3 separate regions of the Homo sapiens genome follow, and regions 1 and 2 are each linked to region 3. Evidence: chromatin contacts called from ENCODE Hi-C data. All regions are on one chromosome and are shown on one strand. Each heading gives the region's core, a stretch centred on a gene start or an enhancer-like site at or near the end of the contact. The rest is flanking DNA. Distances are from core to core; before and after follow the strand shown. Region 1 holds the start of ODC1 (ornithine decarboxylase 1). Region 2 holds the start of LPIN1 (lipin 1). Region 3 holds the start of EIPR1 (EARP complex and GARP complex interacting protein 1).

Region 1 (4,404 bases), core at 178-2,677, 7.1 Mb before region 3:
TGCCTCAGACCTGGTTTTGGGTACCAAGGAAGTTTTTCAAAACCTCACAGGGCTTTGTAGCTATAAAGATATGTAAGGATCCTTGGGTTATCTGAAGCCCAGAGAAGGGAGATAACTTGTCCAAGAGCACACAGCAAGTTGGGGGCAGCGCTGGGCCAGTGCTCTGAGCTCCTCCAACCCCGCCCCCACCCACCCAAGGCTAGATCTAGATCTACCCACTCCTCTCCTTAACTCTTCATCGGCTGTACTCCCACCCTAAGGAGTCGAAATCCCCACCCTAGGGAGAGACATATCCTGTCTGGATTGTCCAAAAGGGAATGAAAGGTAAAAATGAAAAAAAAAAAAAAAAGTGTCCCCAATTCAAGTGCAGTGCCTCCCTGGTGCGGGCATTCCAGCGTGGCCTGGAGTGAGTGGCAGTCCACCTCCAGAGGCGTCCCCTGGGCGCTCCTAGGGACTCGAATTTCCCACGCGGCTTTTTGCTTTATGTATTCACTGTTTAGACGTTTTCGGTCAAAGCATTTTGGGACTTCCGTAACTCTCAGAGCGCGCCAGGGAGCCGCCCTTAAAGATACCTAGTTACTGATGAGTTCCATCCGGTAAAGCAGAGGGTAGTGGGCGGCTTGGAGACTCAGGATCCGGGTCCCCTCACGCTCCTGGCTGAGTCCCTGGCTTCACAGGGGAAACTACCTCCGCAGGCCAGGACCCATCTAGTTACAGGATACCTCGATGTTACAAAGACGAGGCTTCCAGCGCGGGGGCGTGGAGGCGGCTGCCAGCCCTGCCCGCAGCGTGCTGGCGACCCCCGGGACGCCCCTTCCCTCCCGCGCCTCTGCTCCCTAGCTGGTGGGAGCAGAGCGGCACCGGGATCACTTCCAGGTCCCTTGCACCGGAGGAATGGGCGGCAGCAGGGTCCGGAGTCGGCCCGGCGGGGCCCACGTGGCCAGCACATCGGTCCTCCGCTCGCGATTTCCCTTTTCCGCTCTCGGGCACGAGGTACTGAACGCCAGGTGGAAGCACAGCTGTGCAGCTACAGGCTCTGCCGTTCAGCTGCCGCGGGCCGGGGCCGGGGCCTGCGGCGTCGTGCGCGTGCGCGGACCAGTTCCAGGCGGGCGAGACCGCCGCAGGGCGGGGCGGGGCGAGGCGGCCGCAGGGCGGGGAGGGCGGGGAGAGGCGGCCGCAGGGCGGGGAGGGCGGGGCGCGAAGCCGGGGGCGGGGGCCACGCGTGGGGCAGGCGGTGCTCGGCTCGGCTGACGTCGGCCCGCCGGCGCCCCACCAGCTCCGCGCGGGCCCGGGTTGGCCACCGCCGGGCCCCCGCCCCTCCCCCGGCGGTGTCCCGGCCGGAACCGATCGTGGCTGGTTTGAGCTGGTGCGTCTCCATGGCGACCCGCCGGTGCTATAAGTAGGGAGCGGCGTGCCGTGGGGCTTTGTCAGTCCCTCCTGTAGCCGCCGCCGCCGCCGCCCGCCGCCCCTCTGCCAGCAGCTCCGGCGCCACCTCGGGCCGGCGTCTCCGGCGGGCGGGAGCCAGGCGCTGACGGGCGCGGCGGGGGCGGCCGAGCGCTCCTGCGGCTGCGACTCAGGCTCCGGCGTCTGCGCTTCCCCATGGGGCTGGCCTGCGGCGCCTGGGCGCTCTGAGGTGAGGGACTCCCCGGCCGCGGAGGAAGGGAGGGAGCGAGGGCGGGAGCCGGGGCGGGCTGCGGGCCCCGGGCCCCGGGCACGTGTGCGGCGCGCCTCGCCGGCCTGCGGAGACACGTGGTCGCCGAGCGGGCCACGACCTTGAGGCGCCGCTTCCTCCCGGCCCGGGGTTCTCCCGCGGCTGGATAAGGGTGATCCGGGCGCCTCGTTCTGCCCCCGTCTTCACAGCTCGGGGCTGGAGGGGCCTAGGGGAGACCCACCCGGAGACCCTGCGGCCCCGCGCCGGCCTCTTTCCCAACCCTTCGGCGGCCGCGCGCTGGCCGGGGAGCCGTTGGGGAGGCCCTGGCGGCCGCGCAGCAGGTGCAGGGGCGCAGAGCCCGGGCTCGCCTTGGTACAGACGAGCGGGCCCCGGCCTTGGCGCCTTCAGTTTCCTTCCAGTTTTTATTTTCGCTGTGTCTACAGAGCAGATGACACCAATTTGGAAACCCGCGAGAGTGGGTAGAGCTAAGATAGTCTTGCTGTAGTAGCTGTGATATTAGATGCTCGGCCATGACTTAGAGGTGTTTATTTAAGGACTGTGAATGACTCGGTGATTTCGGAAAAGCTTGGCTTAGATGAACGGACATACACAGGGGAGACAGCCCTAAGGTTTGCAGAAAAGGCTGATTGTGCTGTTTGCGAAGTCGAAATAATTGGTGAAAGTGTAGAAGGCAGAACCTCTCAGGAATGTCTGGGGAGGACAAAGAATGTGTTGGCTGACTTTGTTTAAACATAAAATTGGGCAGACTTTAATTGATTTGTGAAATTTTTTTCAAAGTTTGTTTGAATTAGCCCCTATCTCTTCTAACATTATCCTCTTGTGCTAATTGATTGACCATTTTAAATAACTTAGCTGTTACAGAAAGACCGAAAGGTGTTCTTCAGTAAAATATATTCAAGTAAGTTACTTAAGTAACGCCTTAAAAGATACAGAAAAGCAAAAAAGTATTGGCGTATTAAAAAGAAATCAAAACTTTCCAAGTTTAGGCCTGAACATTGCCTTAAAAATATTTAATAAGGCCTCAAATGACCCAGTCCGAGACTGCATGAGCCTATTTATTATTAAATTGTAAATATTCTTCATATAAACAAAAATATATAACCATGTCTGTAACAAAAATGGTTTTGCTAGCGTTGTTACTCTCTTCCCTTCTCCGAGGGGTGATTTAGGCAACTTCGGAGGTTGACAATGCCAAGCAGTCACAATAGATAGAGCTTTAAAGCAAATTCTATGCATGGGTTTGGATTTATGACAGGCCCGTCACCCTGGGCCTGTCATAGTACCCCATGCCAGAGCAAACTGTGTCCCCGAACCATTGCCTGGCCTCTGTGCCCGTAGGCTGCTGGCACTGAAGTGGGTTGCACAGTGGAAAAGAAGAAAGCTCTACCTGGCAGAAATTTTTAAAGGTTAAAATAAATAATTTTAAGAAAGCTGGTTCACAAGGTGCCACATTTGATGAAAGCAAAATACAGTGGCTTTTATTGTTACTAGAGTGATGTTCTTGCTTGTTTTTCTTTTTTGGTGAAGTTAGCCCCAAATTATTCTCATAGCTAAGCAAATACGAGAGTGACTGTAAGGACAGTTGGCATTCCCGGAATTGCTAAACTTGGTAGGCAACGCTGGTTTAAGAATACTGAGTTCTAGCCGGGCGTGGTGGCTCACGCCTGTAATCCCAACACTTTGGGAGGCTGAGGCAGGCGGATCACCTGAGGTCGGGAGTTGGAGACCAGCCTGACTAACATGGAGAAACGCCATCTCCACTAAAAATATAAAATTAGCCAGGCCCCGGGTGTGGTGGCACATGCCGGTAATCCCAGCTACTCGGGAGACTGAGGCAGGAGAATCGCTTGAACCCAGGAGGCGGAGGTTGAGGTGAGCCGAGATCATGCCATTGCACTCCAGCCTGGGCAACAAGAGTAAAACTCTGTCTCAAAAAAAAAAAAAAAAAATACTGAATTCTGATCAGGTAACAGCAACTGTAATACAATGTGATAAGTTGACTTGAAGATTACAGTTTTTAAGAAGTATATACCCAGCTAATACATGAAAATTAACTCGTAAAATCTCAAATGCTCCAGACATTTCCATGATGCCTGTTGGTCAGTAAAAATCATTCTAAGACTTAGTGGAAGTAGGAAATGTTTGTATGGCTGTGTATAAAGGCTATAATGTAATCCCAGCACTTTGGAAGACCGAGGCGGGTGGATCACCTGGGGTCAGGAGTTTGAGACCCACCTGGACAACGTGGTGAAATCCTGTCTCTACTAAAAACACAAAAATTAGCCGGGCATGGTGGCAGGCGCCTGTAATCCCAGCTGCTGGGGAGGCTGAGGCAGGAGAATCGCTTGAACCCGGGAGGCAGAGGTTGCAGTGAGCCAAGATTGCACCGCTGCACTCCAGCCTGGGTGACAGCGTGAGACTCTGTCTCAAAAAAAATAAAAAAGTCTATAATGCTATTTTAAGTTTCTAAGGAACTGAAACTGCTCTGAAATAAATCAGACCATTATAAGACTTTTTTCCATATCAGTGAGCTAAGTGCAGATAAGCTTCTGAAACTTGCATGCTAGATTTTTTTGGTACAAATATTTGAAATGCTTAGTGTGCTGCCTTGGAAAAACCTGGTATTTTTTGTTGTGTCCTTATACTGCCAAGGTTTATGGAATCATGTACCTTATGCCTAGTAATAATTAGGATGACCAGGCCAGTGAGTGGTTCATATCCGGGGCATGATT
Region 2 (5,016 bases), core at 1,656-4,155, 8.4 Mb before region 3:
CCCACCCCAACCCCAGCTGCTAAGGGCTTGTTGGGGTGAATTACAGGTAGGGAGACAGACAGGGGAAAGCTGTGGAAAGAGGAAGAGGAAGGGAACCCACAGGAAGGGAGGTCAGGGCACTTGCTTCGGACCCCAGCAGCCCCAGGGCCCAGTGTGGCCTCCTAGGGGGCACAGATTCCCTTCAGGCGCTGGTGCATCCTCTGATCAAGGAGCAGGGCCAGTGTGGGTGTGTCCCCTCGACACACAGGCATGGGCCCCTCTCTCTCTCCAGACCCTCCCTCACAGCTCAGAAAGCGAACATTTCAGAAACAGCCATCCGATAGGCACCTGGGCCTCTTCTGAATGAAGAACCTGTGACGTCACTGAACGGCTTTGCTTGGGTTTTGTCCCAACTCTTTTTTCCCCACACACCCCGTTCCAGTTTTAAATGAGTGGGCTTATTATACAATACATTGGTCCAGGGTTCAATAAAGTGTCAAAATTGTGACTTTGCCCTTCTCAAGGAACAAGCCCCAAAGCTGCTAGTGGGTGATTCCAGGGACTTCCTCCTCAGGACCCCTCAAAAGCTCCAAGATCCCACGCCCGGGCTACCAGTGAGGAAGTGCAAGTGCAAACAGGTCGAACCACCAGCCTCGGTGTCCTGGCGGGACCTAACACCTGGATGTCTCTCAAAATGCTCCAAAAGCTGCCGACATCCGTGCAACAGCCCCCTCCCACCCTAAGGAAAAAGCTGCCTGTACCCCTCGACTACCCCCATTGGCAGGCTTGCCCAAATCAATTAACCTCATTTAGGTACCTTTTAGGCCTTGAACCCAGTACACAGATGGTCCGGAAAAGCCAACCGGAAGAGAGGTGGCAGGCAGGGGGAGGGGGTGTCCCACAGGGATGATTTACAGAGCAGAGGCCGGCGTCAGCCAGGACTGTCCCAACCCCACAAAGAGCCCCTCCTCGCTGGCACCCTGTGGCACTTTAAAATCATAACAACCACAATGATTCGTGGACCCCATATTATGTTCCAGGGGCTCTTTTTTATCTCAATTAATTTTTGCAACAATCCTGTGAATGGGTATGATTATCCCTTCATTTTACAGATGGGAAAACTGAGGCTCAGAGGATTGAAGTCTTCTGCCCAAGTTCTACATCTGTGAGTGGTCAGAACAACAACTGCAAAGCCCAGTGCTCTGTGCCGGCCTCGGCGCATCTCAGACCACGGTGGCCTCAGGACCTTCTTCTGAAATATCTTTTCATCTCCTGACCCTCCCCTGCCGTCTGTTCTGGGCCCTTTGTGCAGCTGACCACGCAAAGAGCAGGAGAGCAGGACCCACAGACTTCCTTCTGGCTGGGCCAGGCCAATTGTCCCCACCTAATCCAGGGCAGGCTCCTTCTCAGTCACTTCCAAGGTCCCCCCTACAACCAGGAATCCCTGCGGTCTCTCACCTGAACCCTCGCGTTCTCTCCCACACCACAAGACTCAGCAGGTCCGCCCCTTGTCCCCCTGTGCTTTTCTAAAAGAAAGGAACTGCTGATAAGCGAGACCTGGGTGGGTGAAAGAACTCGCTCAGGGTCCCACAGAGCTCAGGCAGAGCCCAGACCTCCCGACCCGAGTCCAGGGCTATATCCAGGCCTGGCTCCACAGGACCACAGGGCCCCACATGCAAATAGGAATAATAAGCGCCAAAACACACAACCCATGCACAAAAACACTCAATAACAAATGCTGGCAAACGTGAAGTGCTATCAAAGTATATAATCATAAATCCAACTGTTACACCTTTCAACAAGAATCTGGGAGCAAGAAAAGTGTTCATGTGTGGATGTGCTTATTTCTCAAATACTATACATTCCTCAACTGCTTACTTTCATTAATAAGACCCAAATTACGGAACAAAGGATAAACAGTCAATCTCACAATCACTACCCCTAGACCACCATACCACAACACCCCCAATTAAAAAAACGGCTACAAGCTTTGATTTCCCAAAACACTTCTATCCTGTGGGAAACTGCCGGGTTCTAAAACATCTCCAAATTAATACTGCCAGTTGTCTTAGTTGGTTTCCTGCTTGCTGATCAAAAACAGGGTTGACATCTGCTTTCTCCAGCAACTACTGACCACACAAATTACCTACTCTAGCTCCACAGCACTTAAGTTACTCCCAAAACGTTACTTCTCATCCTGCATTTTCCTGGCCTTGCCCATAATAAAATTACGTGCAGGAGCAGCTGACGGAGCTCACTAGGCCTAGCACCTCCTAGGCTGCAAGAAAGGTGCAGAGGCCTCGCAGGGGAGAGCTGTAATATGAGAACCGGGATTCCAACCTGGGCTCAGCCTGCCCTGCCGCCCGGCAACTGTATGACCTTGGGCACAGAGGTCAACCTCCCTGAGCCTCAGTTTCCTCAACTGCAGCGCTGGAATCCTAACTCCGGGGGAAAGAAAGGCTCTCATCCCAGTCCCCGGCGCAAAGCTGGGGATGATCGCGCAGAGCCAGGACGCACCCGCGCTGGCCGGCTGGAGCTAGTCCCCGCGGTTCTGGGACTGCGCGGCAGCCCCCAGTGGCCCCTACGCCGCTCGAGATCAGCCAAGCCGGGCCCACACCGGGCCTCGCGGCGCGTCAGGAAAGCCAGGCCCGAGGGATGCTCGCGAGGCCCTCCCGGCCTCCGGGGCCTGTTTCCCCGCCTCCCTCCCCCGAACCACTTCCCGTAGAGGGCCCCGGGGACGTAGCCCGGCCGTCGGTCCTCGGGCCCCGGGGCCGAGCCCCCGCCTCGCCACGCGTCCTCAGCGCCCCGGCGCCGCGCCCCGCCCCGCCTAACCCGAGGCTGCGGCCCCTGCTCCACAGCGGGAGGCTGGAGGCGGCGGCTACTCACCGAGCGGCGCCGCGCGTGGCCGCCTTTGTATTGCAAACACCCAGCCCGCCGCCGGCTGTCAGCGCAGCTCGCCTTCGGGGGCGGGGCAGGGGCGGGGGCAGAGGGCAGGGGCGGGGCAAGCGGGGCGGTGCGAGGGGGACTCGGGACGCGCTGGTGGCCCGGCTGCTTTCAGGGCCTGCTGGCCGGCCCTGCCCGCTCACCCCTGGCCGCCTATCTTAGCGTTCCTGGGGGTGGGGCCCCTTAGGCCGCCTTTCTGATTTTCCTTTCCAGAGCCAAACTCGTGTGTTTCTTCAACACTCTGACTTGACCTATGCCGATGACTGGGGGAGTGAGGACGGAGGGGTGCAGAGAAAAGGCAGCCAGGTAAAAGTCCAGGTAAACCACCCAGGGCCTGGCCGCGATCACGTCGGTCCTATGGGTCCCGCTTATCACCAGTGGCGGGATCTGAGCCCGTCCTTGACTTTACTGACCCTCGCCCTTCGTTTCTTCCACCTTAAAGGCGCAATCGCGTTGACCTATCGCCATCTCTTCTTAGCTTCTCCACGCCGGGCCACCCCTGTCCTTCATCCTGATGGTGACAGCCTCCACTCCCGCCTCTGCCAAGCGGTGGTCCAGGTGCGGAACGGTGGCTCTGAACAGGAGGGACAGGCAGCTCCCTGCGCCTCTCCAGCCGGGAGGCAGGCAGCGGATAAACAATGAGCCACATAACGTCTGGTGGTGAAATGATTTCCATCAATGGGAGGGTGTCATATTTGAACTGAAACTCTAAATGACAAGAAACACCTATGACTACAAAGATGGGGAGGAGGCAGGGCTTTCTGGAGAGCAGAAATGGCAGGTGCAAAGGTCCTGGGGCCGGTGCTGTGGGCTGGAGGGAAGGCAGGGGCCAAATATTCAGGTCTTGTAGGCCAAGGCAAGGAGTTTAGGTATTATTTAAATGTTATTCCAAACCAATTCTTTTTGAGACAGGGTCCCACTCTGTCACCCAAGCTACAGTGCAGTGGCACAATCTCGGTTCACTGCAGCCTTCACCTTCTGGCCTCAGGCAATCCTCCTGCCTCAGCCTCTCAAGTAGCTGGGACCACAGGTGCATGCCACCACGCCCAGCTAATTTTTCAAACTATTTGTAGAGACCAGGTCTCCCTATGTTGCCCAGGCTGGTCTCAAACTGCTGGGCTCAAGCAGTCTTCCCACCTTGGCTTCCCAAAGTGCTGAGATTACAGGTGTGAACCACCACGCCTGGTCCAAAAAGAATTTTAAACCTGGGAATTATATGATCTAATTTACTTCTTTAAAAAGTCACCCCTCCACTCCATGGAAAATGGACTGCAGGAGTAGAAGCCAGCAGACAGGTGGCACTGCAGGAAACCGGGGGACATGATGGTGGCTCAGATTACAGGGGCTACTCAGCAAGAAGCGGAAGGACTTCAGAGAGATTTGGAGGCAAAACCCACAGGCTTACTGATGAATGGAACCGGTGGAGGTGTGTGATGCGATACTCAAAGGCAAGTCTCAGTGTGGAGATGGAACCGCTGCTCTGCTGAGATGCAGAGGGCCAGGGAGGAGGCCAGCTTAGAAACAGCATCGAATGCGGCAGCTTAGTGAATTGGATAAGCCAGCAAGCTTGAGATAGATGTTTGGGGACAGCTGCTTGGAGAGCTTTGTCCAGGGGCGCGGCTCCCGTCCATCTGGTCAAGTGTGGACACGCTCCCGCTGGGCTTGGGGCAGCTCCTATCTAGGCAGCCTGTCCCATGCTGACATTGCAGACGTGGGAGCTACACAAAGAGAATCTTGCAGTTTGTAGGTGAGCTACCTCCACAGGGGTTTTCTCAGAGACCAGAGTTTCAAGTGCATCACGGCTGCCCAAAACTGCTGAGGTTGCAAGGCCCCAGAAGGAAGCCCTCCTGCACCCTCCCCTCCCACCTCCAGGGAGGAGCTGGCCTGGGAAGAAGTCTACTCTATGTGGAAAGGCTTTCCAGGAAGCCAGTCCAACTTCAGGCCACTTAAGTTTATTTTTTGTGTAAAATAAGTCCATTATTCAAATGTGGAGATGGGAGGTCTGAAAATATAGGACAATTCAACTCAAAGCCCTCATTCTGAAAATGATGAGCTGGGGGGCCCAGCACGGCTAGGGTCAGCTCTGATGAGCAG
Region 3 (4,621 bases), core at 770-3,269:
CGGCCGTGACCAAGGTCCGTGAGGAAGGTGACAGAAGCCGGGAATCGGAGAGGAACTGGCACCCCCGGGGAGCTCTGTACGCCTGCGCGTGCCGGGCCGCGGCGCGCCTAGTTCTGCTCAGGCCCGATGCAGGAACCCGAGGCCCTGCCCCCAGGCCGGAAATGGGGTTCGTTTCCGGTTCGTCTGCTGTGGGCGGGGCCTGGAGCCCTAGGTGTGAACGCGCACAGGCAACCAGGAGCCGGTAGTTGAGGGGAGCGGACCCTGTACTTGGAAATGGGAACGGAGACTCCACTCCACCTAGCCTGATTCTGTCACTCAGAGGCAATAGGCAAGCCTGTGGCAGATGGGGCGGGTGAAAGGGAGTCGCTTAGGCTATTTTTATTGACCAGCATATCCTAGAAATCAGTGTTTCTATGGATTTGTCTTTGTGTTTATCTGTATTTTGTAAGTTTCTTACCATGCACCTGCAGTACTTGTATAATAAAATTAATGATAAAGATATCAGTGATAGATGGGTGGGTTTAATCCCGAAGTATGAAGGCCCTCTTAGCTCCGCAAGTTAATATCGGCAAACAGAGTGGTTGAATAGGATGATTCTCATGTCTGGGCCATTGCTTACTTGATTTCTTTCTTTCTTGTTTTTGCTTACTTGATTTCTTTCTTTTCTTTTCTTTTTTTTTGACCGACTCTGGCTCTGTCGCCCAGGCTGGAGTGCAGTGGCGCGATCTCGGTTCACTGCAACCTCCGCCTCCCGGGTTCAAGCGATTCTCCTGCCTCAGCCTCCCGAGTAGCTGGGATTACAGGCGCGTGCCACCACGCTGGGCTAAGTTTCGTATTTTTAGTAGAGACGGGGTTTCACTGTGTTGGCCAGGCAGGTCTCGAACTGACCTTGTGATCCACCCTCCTCAGCCTCCCAAAATGCTGGGGTTACAAGCGTGAGCCACCGCGCCCGGCCTGCTCATTTGATTTCTCATGTAATCTCTAAAATTTCATACACTCAACAGATACTCATCCAGCCTTAACTCAATACCACGCGCCTTGCCCAACTGAGCAAAACGAGACCCAACCATTTCCGTCACGGAGATCAATAAAGGGTAGAGGGGAAAGCTAATCACAGAAATGGAGGAAAGGTGCGTGGTCCTGGAAGCCCCGGTGGAACCAGGCTAGCGGCGTGGTTCAGCTATGATGTATTTTGGAGTCCTTGCGATGCCATTTCTGCTGGCCCAAGGCCAGGGCAGGCACTTTGAGCAGGATGCGAAAGAGGGGCAGTCTCTCCACCACAAGTCTTTAGTCTTTGGAGACCTCTAGGAACCCCAGGGCCTTCCCTTCCGACTCCCATTCGGAGGCATATGCAGTCCAGGACCACCAGTGGTGCGGTGCCGGCTTTCATAACCCCATCCTTGGTAGTGCTTTCTTTGCCACACAGTGCTGGGCACCTGCAGAAATGCATTAGGCATGGCCCTGACTTAGGGCACCTTGGGCCGAACCTAAGGGAGTCAGCTCAGGTGCCCATCCTGGCTACCCAATGGACCAATGAGCGCTGCGACTGTGTTACTCAACTTTGCAGCGTCTCATCGGTAAAATGGAAGTGTAACAGCTTATTCATAGGGTTGGATGAAGCTCCTTATGGCAGTGCGTGTGAAGCGCTGGCCCAGCGCTCAGGAACGCCAAGTACATACAAATGACAATACATGGCGGCGCCCAACTACGGCGTGAGCGATTCTTAGATGCGATGGCTAGCTAAGGCTAATCGCCGCTTGCTCCCGACGGCCTGCGCTCGGAGCCGGCCTCCACCCACAGCCGGCCTCCGCGGCCCGCTCCGCCCACCAACTTATTTCCTCTGGGCCGGGTTCTCACCTCCAGGAGTCCCCGCGCTGAGAGCCCGGATGTGAGCCCAAGTGGCCATGCGCACAAGCCAGCGCCGCTGCCATTGGTCGCTGGTGAGGAACAGATTGATGACACATCCGAAAAATAGGAAGTGGCCACTACGGAAGCTGTTCTGGGCCAGAAAGACTTCCAGTTTGGAGTCGTTTGCTGCGGGGAGGGAATGAATGGGCGCTGGGAACACGCCCGCGAGGTGGGGACGCGCCGGCCGTAGCGAGGTCCTTAGCGTGTGAGTGGCCGGGGTCGGGTCGCTTCCCCGCAGCATGGAGGACGATGCACCAGTGATCTACGGGCTGGAGTTCCAGGTGGGTCACTGGGAGGGCGGCAGGTGCTGCTCGGCCTGGCTGTTGATAGCATGCGCGGTCCCATGGTGACTTCGGTTTGCAGATCTCCCACCAGCCCTGCAAGGACCCGTGTCTGTTCCCTAGTTCCCATTTTGCAGAGAAGTAAACTGAGGCTTTAGGAGGTTAAACGGTTGTACTGGATAACAGGGTTGGCCACAGCCGGCCTGCCTCCTTCCCCTTCACATCCTGTCCCGAACATGACTTCTGACCTGGAAGTTATCACTCACTTTGGTGGACTCATTTATTTACACGCCCACCTTTTCCTCTAGAATTTGAGTTCCTGAAGGTAGGAACTGTATGTTGTTTAAAATAAAAATGTTTGATTTTGAAACAATTTAAAGTATTTAGAAGAGTTGTAAAAATACATAGAAAGTTCTTCTTTACCCTCCACCCAGCTTCCCTTAATGTTAACACTTTACATAACCATCGTACATTTATCACAGCTTAGAAATTAACATTGGTACACTAATATTCAGTAAACCACAGACTGTCTTCGGATTCAACTGTTTTCACACTAGTTTTTTACCTTGTATTTTCCAGTGCCTTTTCATGACTGTCACATAGTAGGTGTTCAACAAATGACTATGAACCGAATGAGCCCCCAGAGCATAAGCAATGCACATGGTAGTTCAGGACAGCAAGAAAGCTGCCGTGGATAGAGTAAATGCGTCAGGGGGAATGAGGTAGGGGATGAGATGAGCGGGGGAGGAAGATGAGGATTGTGTAGGGCCTGTTAGAGCCCTGTCCTGGTTTTCATCTATTCAAGTAGCTTTTGAGAATGTGTTATGCCTAAAGCACTGAGGGACAGATAGAGAGATAGAAACACAGTTCACTGCCATATGAAATACTTGATACATAATTTTGTGCAGCAGTATGTGTTAAAGATATAAATGATGTCTGCTTTTTTTTTTTTTTTTTGAGATGGAGTCTTGCTCCGTTGCCCAGGCTAGAGTGCAGTGGCGTGACCTCGGCTCACTGCAACCTCCGCCTCCCGGGTTTAAGTGATTCTCCTGCCTCAACCTCCCAAGTAGCTGGGATTACAGGCACCCGCCACCACGCCCGACTAATTTTTGTATTTTTAGTAGATACGGGGTTTCACCATCTTGGCCTGGCTGGTTTTGAACTCCTGACCTTGTGATCTGCCTGCCTCAGCCTCCCAAAGTGTTGGGATTACAGGCGTGAGCCACCGCACCTGGCCAATGTCTGTTTTTAAGTAGGTTACAGTCAGAGAGGCAGCAGTGTTAGTAGAATAACATATGCCACCCAGACACCTAAGTTTTAAATCCTGCCTCTAGCACTTATTAACTATGTGACCTTGGGCCTCGGTTTCCTTGCCAATAAAATATGCATCTCCCTCCCCCCCACCTCATGGCTGTTATGAAATTAAATGAGTTAATACACTTAATTGAATCACGTAGAACAGTGCCTGGTGCATAGTGTGTTCAATAATTGTTGTTCTAATTGTTATAATGAGAGAAAATTCCTTTTTTTTCCTTTGTAGAAATGGGGTTTCGCCATGTTGCCCAGGCTGGTCTCACACTCCTGAGCTCAAGTGATCTGCCCTCCTTGGCCTCCCAAAGTGCTGGGATTATAGTCATGAGCCACCGCACCCTGCCTAAGACAAAATTCTTACAAATAAATTTTATACAGGGCAGCAGTTAAGTGTCCTGTATAATAAACTGTGCTATAGGATTTGACCAGTGGCTATATCACATTCACAAGACTGATAGCTTAACTACCAGTGATTTAGCTCTGGACTATGTGTCAGACACTCTGCTTAGCACTGTACAAATATTTCATTTAATTCTCACAGCAATCATTATTGGTAGGTGTTATTGTTCCTGTTTTACGGATGAAGAGACAGCCTCAGAGAGAATAGTTACCTGTCCAAGGCCACTTAACTAGTAAATGATAGACCTTGGATTCTGACCTACTTAGACTTTCAACCCAAACTGACCTCGAGTCCCCTTACCTGCTAAGTTCTACTGCTTTCTCTTTAACTAGATACACATAGGGATACACAGGGAGAGACCACATGGGTAGATAGAAGGTTCTATAATCTTGTACTACCTGAAGATGCATACTCTGCCAGTGCTACTTAATTTAACTTCTTGATCTCCTTAAGAAATCTCTCAAAAAACCCAGAGGATTTTATCTTCAGTATTGTATCTTTGAGGTTAACTGAAATGTTATTTTCTTTTTTTTCTCTCTTTTTTTTTTAAATTATTATTATATTTTAAGTTTTAAGGTACATGTGCACAATGTGCCAGTTAGTTACATATGTATACATGTGCCATGCTGGTGTGCTGCACCCATTAACTCGTCATTCAGCATTAGGTATATCTCCTAATGCTATCCCTCCCCCCTCCCCCCACCCCACAACAGTCCCCAGA

Evidence for each region. A loop is a pair of places that touch in the nucleus more often than their neighbours do. Pooled maps may share reads with other maps.
Region 1: a loop to region 3 is called in a map of transverse colon, with 37 times the contacts of the local background. The contact joins the promoter of ODC1 here to the promoter of EIPR1 in region 3. A Hi-C loop is called at or near these places in 2 of 168 maps with a recorded cell type or tissue (naive thymus-derived CD4-positive, alpha-beta T cell and transverse colon) and 8 of 50 pooled maps.
Region 2: a map of B cell shows a loop between it and region 3 (38-fold over the local background). The contact joins the promoter of LPIN1 here to the promoter of EIPR1 in region 3. A Hi-C loop is called at or near these places in 2 of 168 maps with a recorded cell type or tissue (B cell and naive thymus-derived CD4-positive, alpha-beta T cell) and 6 of 50 pooled maps.

The regions. Positions count from the first base shown.
Region 1 is chr2:10,445,350-10,449,753 of GRCh38, reverse strand. It overlaps ODC1 (ornithine decarboxylase 1), which reads left to right and starts at 1,427. Exons shown (of 12, transcript NM_002539.3): 1 at 1,427-1,633. SNORA80B (small nucleolar RNA, H/ACA box 80B) reads left to right here and starts at 2,905; the gene lies at 2,905-3,040. It overlaps ODC1-DT (ODC1 divergent transcript), which reads right to left and starts at 26. Exons shown (of 5, transcript NR_110597.1): 1 at 1-26. RefSeq lists silencers at 557-2,036, 3,261-3,490 and an enhancer at 2,157-2,246.
Region 2 is chr2:11,744,521-11,749,536 of GRCh38, reverse strand. LPIN1 (lipin 1) reads right to left here and starts at 2,905. Exons shown (of 21, transcript NM_001349206.2): 1 at 2,866-2,905. LOC124907735 (a long non-coding RNA gene) reads left to right here and starts at 4,078. Exons shown (of 2, transcript XR_007086220.1): 1 at 4,078-5,016. RefSeq lists enhancers at 1-209, 982-1,653, 4,165-4,738 and a silencer at 2,657-3,226.
Region 3 is chr2:3,375,216-3,379,836 of GRCh38, reverse strand. EIPR1 (EARP complex and GARP complex interacting protein 1) reads left to right here and starts at 2,019. Exons shown (of 9, transcript NM_003310.5): 1 at 2,019-2,189. The coding sequence starts at 2,148. It overlaps TRAPPC12 (trafficking protein particle complex subunit 12), which reads right to left and starts at 143. Exons shown (of 12, transcript NM_016030.6): 1 at 1-143. RefSeq lists silencers at 123-172, 1,736-1,795 and enhancers at 661-1,177, 1,178-1,694, 1,966-2,015, 2,036-2,215, 2,236-2,515.